2 separate regions of the Homo sapiens genome follow, and region 1 is linked to region 2. The links are chromatin contacts, found by Hi-C in ENCODE. All regions are on one chromosome and are shown on one strand. The core of a region is the stretch at or near the end of the contact, and the rest is flanking DNA. Distances in the headings are between cores, read along the strand shown.

The links. A loop is a pair of places that touch in the nucleus more often than their neighbours do. Pooled maps may share reads with other maps.
Region 1: a map of CD14-positive monocyte shows a loop between it and region 2 (2.3-fold over the local background). The contact joins two enhancer-like sites. A Hi-C loop is called at or near these places in 1 of 168 maps with a recorded cell type or tissue (CD14-positive monocyte), 1 of 37 single-sample maps with no recorded cell type and 6 of 50 pooled maps.

Annotation. Positions count from the first base shown.
Region 1 is chr18:44,907,887-44,910,688 of GRCh38, reverse strand. All of the region lies in intron 3 of SETBP1 (SET binding protein 1), which reads right to left. Among named protein-coding and RNA genes, the nearest start is that of MIR4319, 61 kb to the left of the region's middle. Within about 2 kb of position 1,333, at least 2 of the 41 ENCODE cell types and tissues checked have a DNase peak (open chromatin) inside an H3K27ac peak, as active enhancers do.
Region 2 is chr18:45,196,238-45,198,937 of GRCh38, reverse strand. It overlaps a transcript of SLC14A2 not described here. Among named protein-coding and RNA genes, the nearest start is that of MIR4319, 230 kb to the right of the region's middle. Within about 2 kb of position 1,322, at least 2 of the 41 ENCODE cell types and tissues checked have a DNase peak (open chromatin) inside an H3K27ac peak, as active enhancers do.

The DNA of each region.
Region 1 (2,802 bases), core at 84-2,583, 290 kb after region 2:
TTAGTATGACAGGGCAAGAAATTTAGTTTCCTCTGGGGGAAGAAAAGGGTTGCTCATGAAGATGTTAAGGCCTTCCAATAATGGAGACCCAGGATGCTGACCATGGGCAGGACACTGGCCCGTATCACTGACATCAGGACATTGCTCATATCTTTGCCTGATCTTTGATAAACATGGAGCAGTTTCAATTCAGTTCAACTCACAGAAGGGGAAATAGGTTGTACAGACAACAGCTTCTTTCATCTTCCTGACTCCATCAAAGACATAAAGGTTTGGAAAATCAGGTCAATCCAGATTTGGTTTCAATGGAGCTCTGAGGTAAGGAAAAATGCTAAAAAACACCTTTCTTTACCTGGTCATCCCTCCGCTCACCCCTTCGCCATCTCTTGAATGAGTCAGTCATTGCTGTTTGTCCCTGAATGGTGACCTATTATTATAGAACAGCAGCAATGTGTATGATGGTTACATCATGAAGGCCATAGGAGGGAGTCGGCATGTTTTTAGTGAGAACCTCCTGCTCCAGTTAACAACAATCTCAGAGAGGAAGAGGCATGTCTCGGCATTGTCAATGATGCCAGTAACCCAGACGGCGGGCAGTTCTCAGCCTTCAGAAACACCCATCCGATAGTTATGGACTCAGGTGCTGACTTCTTGAAAGAATGCAATAGGAATTCATAGACAAGAAACCATAGTGTAATCTACGGAATCTTGGAAGGTGCTTCCTTGAAGAAATGAAATTAGGCCACTGCTCTTAAGAGTCTTAATTCCTGAGGGTTGTAAGCTAATTCTGTGATTCTCCAAGTATAGCCAAATTGAGAAAATGCTATTTGAGCTACAGAGACAAGAAACAGAAGAGGGTTGACATGGTATAGCATGGTACGTCTCGGATCAATCCTGGACATACTCCCCTTTAAATATTTATAATTTTGACAAAATACATAACCTGTCTGTGCCTTGGTTTTGTCATCTGTAGAATCAGGATAATAATAACTGTGCTGACTTCATATGAAGGTAATGCATAGCATAAGGTCTTACTTTCAGTGAACGTGAGCTAAGATAACTGTGACAGTAGCATCGGTTACTATAAATAGTTGGGACAGGAGAAGAGAAAAAGCTGTGGTTTGATTGCTTTCTGCTTTAGACTACTCTGAGCCTAGCAGCAGAATTGGTACGATACTCCCTCCTAAGTTCAGAGGACAGACTGAATGAGAAAACCTCAGAGCCTTGGACCTTGGCCAAGATACTCTTCCTTGTAATCTTCATCACTCTGAGTTATATTTGCAGTCAGCCAGGAGAACAAATGACAGCCGAGCAGACACCTACAAACTGGATTACTGGATTCTGGTCCATTCAAATAATGGGGCTTTCCAGCTAGAGGTGGAGTAGCAAGCAGGAACACATTTTCTCCTCGGCCTTGCCCTCCAGATACCAGCCTCTGAAGACAAGCCACTTTCAGTCTAATTCTCTACACACTGCCAGCAGTTAAAGAAGTTCCCCATTTCTCCTTACTCATCCTTCCTTTCAATTGCTCCTTCCTTCTCACCTTTCTGAGAGTAACCACATCCCACCTTAAGGTAGGTGAGGCCATTTTCCTTTACACATCTAGAATTCTTCAATTCTAACACAGGTACCTGGCAGTAGAACCAATCTGGTCCTTGTGTAAGCTGGGAAAGGTCACAGTTTTCAGTGAGTCCAGAGGTGTGATGATGACAATGCTAGGTTAATAAATATGGCAAAAATATATTTTTCTGAAAATGAGGATTAAAATTGGTTGAATTTTATAAAATGAGATAAACAATATAAAATGTGGATTTGAAATTAGTATTTTAAACATTTAAAGCAGAGTTATATTTTGGGGGGCTTCACAAGTACTCTACAGGACATGAATTACCAATCTTTTTAAATACGTGAGAAAATTGAGGCTTAGCAAATCTAGGAGAGCATTAACAAATCTAGGAGAGCCTTTCTACAGATATTGACAAGTTGACCCTAAAATTCATATTGAAATGCCATGGACCTAGAATAGCCAAAACAATCTTGAAAAAGAACAAGGTTGGAGGACTCACACTTCCCAATTTTAAAATTTCTACAAAGCTATTGCAGTCAAGAGTGTGACACTGGCATAAGAAAAGACATATAAATCAATAGAACAGAACTGATTGTCCAGAAATAAACCCTGATACTTATTGCTCATTGACTTTTGACATGGGTGCTAATATAATATAATGGGGAATAAGTCTTTTCAATAAATAAATAGTGCTGGGAAAAGCTGATATACACATGCAAAAGAAGAAAGTGGAGAAGAAGAAGGAGAAGGAGAAAGAAGAAAAGGAGGAGGGGCCAGGTGTGGTGGCTCACACCTGTAATCCCAGCACTTTGGGAGGCCGAGGTGGCGACGTGAGGAGTTCAAGACCAGCCTGGCCAAGTTGGTGAAACCCTGTCTCCACTAAAAATACAAAAATTAGATGAGCATGGTGGTGGGCGCCTGTAATCCCAGCTACTCAAGAGGCTGAGGCAGGAGAATCACTTGAACCCGGGAGGCGGAGGTTGCAGTAAGCTGAGATCACGCCACTGCACTCCAGCCCAGGTGTCAGAGCAAGACTCTGTCTCAAAAAAAAAATAAAAAATAAAAAAGAAGGAGGAGGAGGAAGAAGAAGAGCTGGAGCCCTGCTTTCTACAATACACCAAATAAATTCAAAGTGGATCATAAACCTAAAGGCAAGAGCTAAAGCTATCAATTTCTTAGAAGAAAACATGAGTATATTTTTTGACCTTTGGTTAGGCAAACCCTCCCCAGATATG
Region 2 (2,700 bases), core at 73-2,572:
GGTGCACAAAGAAACTAGGTATTGTGATGATAAAAATACATAGGTGTTTACTGTAAATAATTGAGAAAATATGCTTCTCTTTATCTTTAAAACATGTTGGAATTACAATTCCAGACAACAGTAGCAAGAAAATTAGAGTGAGGAGATCTAAGGGATATGAGGTATACTAAGGTCTTCCTTGGTGCATTTTGTTAAAAAAATTAGTAACAGCACAGATATGTTAAAAATTTGAGGGCAACCACTAAAACAATAGAAATAAAATGCCTAACTTACAAAGCTGTGTAAGAGAGAAAAGAGCAAAGAGAGGAAATTATACTGTATCAATTCAAAAGAGACTGTTAATGAGGGAAATAGAGAAGTAAAGCAAAAGTATATAGAGAACACAAAATAACATGGTAGAAATAAATCCAAATGTACATGGGGGAAGCAAGCTACAGAATAAGACTTTGTATATAGCATCGATGCCTATTATGCAAAATTTTAAAATCCTTAATAATTATAATAGGAACACATCATAAATGTGACCAACTAGATGCAATGTTTTAAATAGACTGAAAGAATCAAACTCATCAAACTCATGATAGTGGTTGAGTATTGGGTGAGGGGTCCAGGTAAACTTTATCTATGTGTTCATGATTTGTGTATTAAAAAAGAGACAATATAGCAAAATATTCATGATTATTAATTAGGGGTGAAAGAAGCCCAGGTATTATTAAACTTTTCCTTGCATACCTTATGTTTTTCTATTTTTAACAAAATATATTTGGACAGGATTATCATTCTATGTCTAATAATTCATTAACTCCAAAGCACCCAGGTAGCTATAGGCAGAACCAGGGCTAAGACCAATGCTTCCTAATTTCACATCCATGTTTTTTCTCTTATTATACCAATATTCTAGATATTCTGGTTATAATCAGTATAACTTATATTCAGGATAACTTGGTCTGTATGTTATCTACTCCCTAGGGGCCTTTAGAAATGACTTTTGAAAGTTCCTACGAGCTTTAGATTTTCATTTTTCCTTCTACTCTCAATGCCTAGATTGGCACCAATTTACCCTGGAGAGGTTCTTGTGAGCCTTAATTGAGAACCACAAAAGATAGCAAGATCTTTAAGTGAGTAGCTCTGAATAATTTCCCCAAACAGATCACTGCGGAATTTCATTTTCAACATGAATGGTCACACTTCAAGCAATGAATGAGACGCATTGTTCAGGGGGAAATGACGCACTCAATTCTGTAGTGCTGCTCAAGAGTCCTGGTTTGACTTAGGAGTGCGTCAGCATTTTCATTATAAACCCATCAGTGGGATGTAAGTTCCCAGAGGCTGCCTCTGAAATCAATTTGCTGAGTCACTGCTGAGAAGGGTTGGTGGGATAGAACCCACAAGACTGTCACAAACACAAATTCAACTTCTTCCAGGATGTCTTCTCTGACTATACTGCTCTTCACCTTCACCTGTTTTTGACCCCGAATATCTTCCTTGTTTATAGAGCTGGATAGCTTGAATATTATTGACTGATACTGATAGGCTCTCACTTCTCTTACTGGGTCACACTTTTTCCTCATCAGTTGGACAAAATCTGAACATAGAAGGTCTTTTATGTATCATGCAGCTCTCTATAGAGCCAAGTTAATGTTGCATACCACAGGTTTTTGAGATAGAACAGGTGAATGAGAAAGGTAACCAGTAATCTAAAATATAATTATGTATTTAGATACAAAGAAAATTCTCTCTTCATGGTCCTAGACTAACTCCCAGCTTAAGAGACTTAGTTGGAATGCACAATAGGCTGTTTTTTTCTGGAGTGTGGACATGATGGAAGATAAATGTGTGTGGCACATCCAAATCTATGTCTAATGTCTTTTGACACTGAAGAGCCGCTACCTTTTTCCTCCGGATTTCTGAAGCCAGCACATCCTTCGTAGTGATCCCAACATTAGTCCAAGTCTACCTTAGAGATGTCTTCCCCATTGGCTAATTCGTTTTCTGTGCTGCTAAACTCCTTTTGTAGTTACAGTATGCTGCATGCAGCTTAGCTCTTGTTTATATGTTGTCTTGGTCTGTGAGTTATTTCAAGGATATTAGTTCTATTCGCCAAGTAAATGGAAAAGCCCTTTGAGAACAGCCCCTAGCTCCAGGTATGAAACACAGTTTGAGAAGTTTGCTGACAACCTGCAAGGCACTAGAGAATTAACTCTGTATTGATTGATTGCTGTTGAGGGAAGACACAAAATTCACTCTTCTGGCTTGGGCTTCCTTCAAAGTCACAGTTGGTGGGTTGAGTTGGGGCACAGAGCACCTTCAGATGGTCTATAATCATGCTTCCCCACTCTCCTACAAAGGCAGCTGTCTGTTTTAAGAAATATTCCTCAATATCACCTTGAGGTTGGCAAGCTCAAAGCAGATTTTGACTTAGAGAAAGAACCTCAGCAACAGCTGTAAACCTTACCTTACTGCATAATTTCTTTGGCCACTTCAGAGAATCACAGCTTCGCAGAGGGAAAGTCCTTTAGCTGAGCAGCTTCAAAATTCTTCAGCTGTGATCCACAATAAGAAACACCTTTTACATTGTGACCTAGTACATACATGCGATTGAATGAGAGAGAAAGAGAATGAGAATGAAAAAAAGTCTCAGCAAACTCGTAACTAATGTGGTGCACTTGATATTGTTAAATCAACTTTAGCATAAAACTG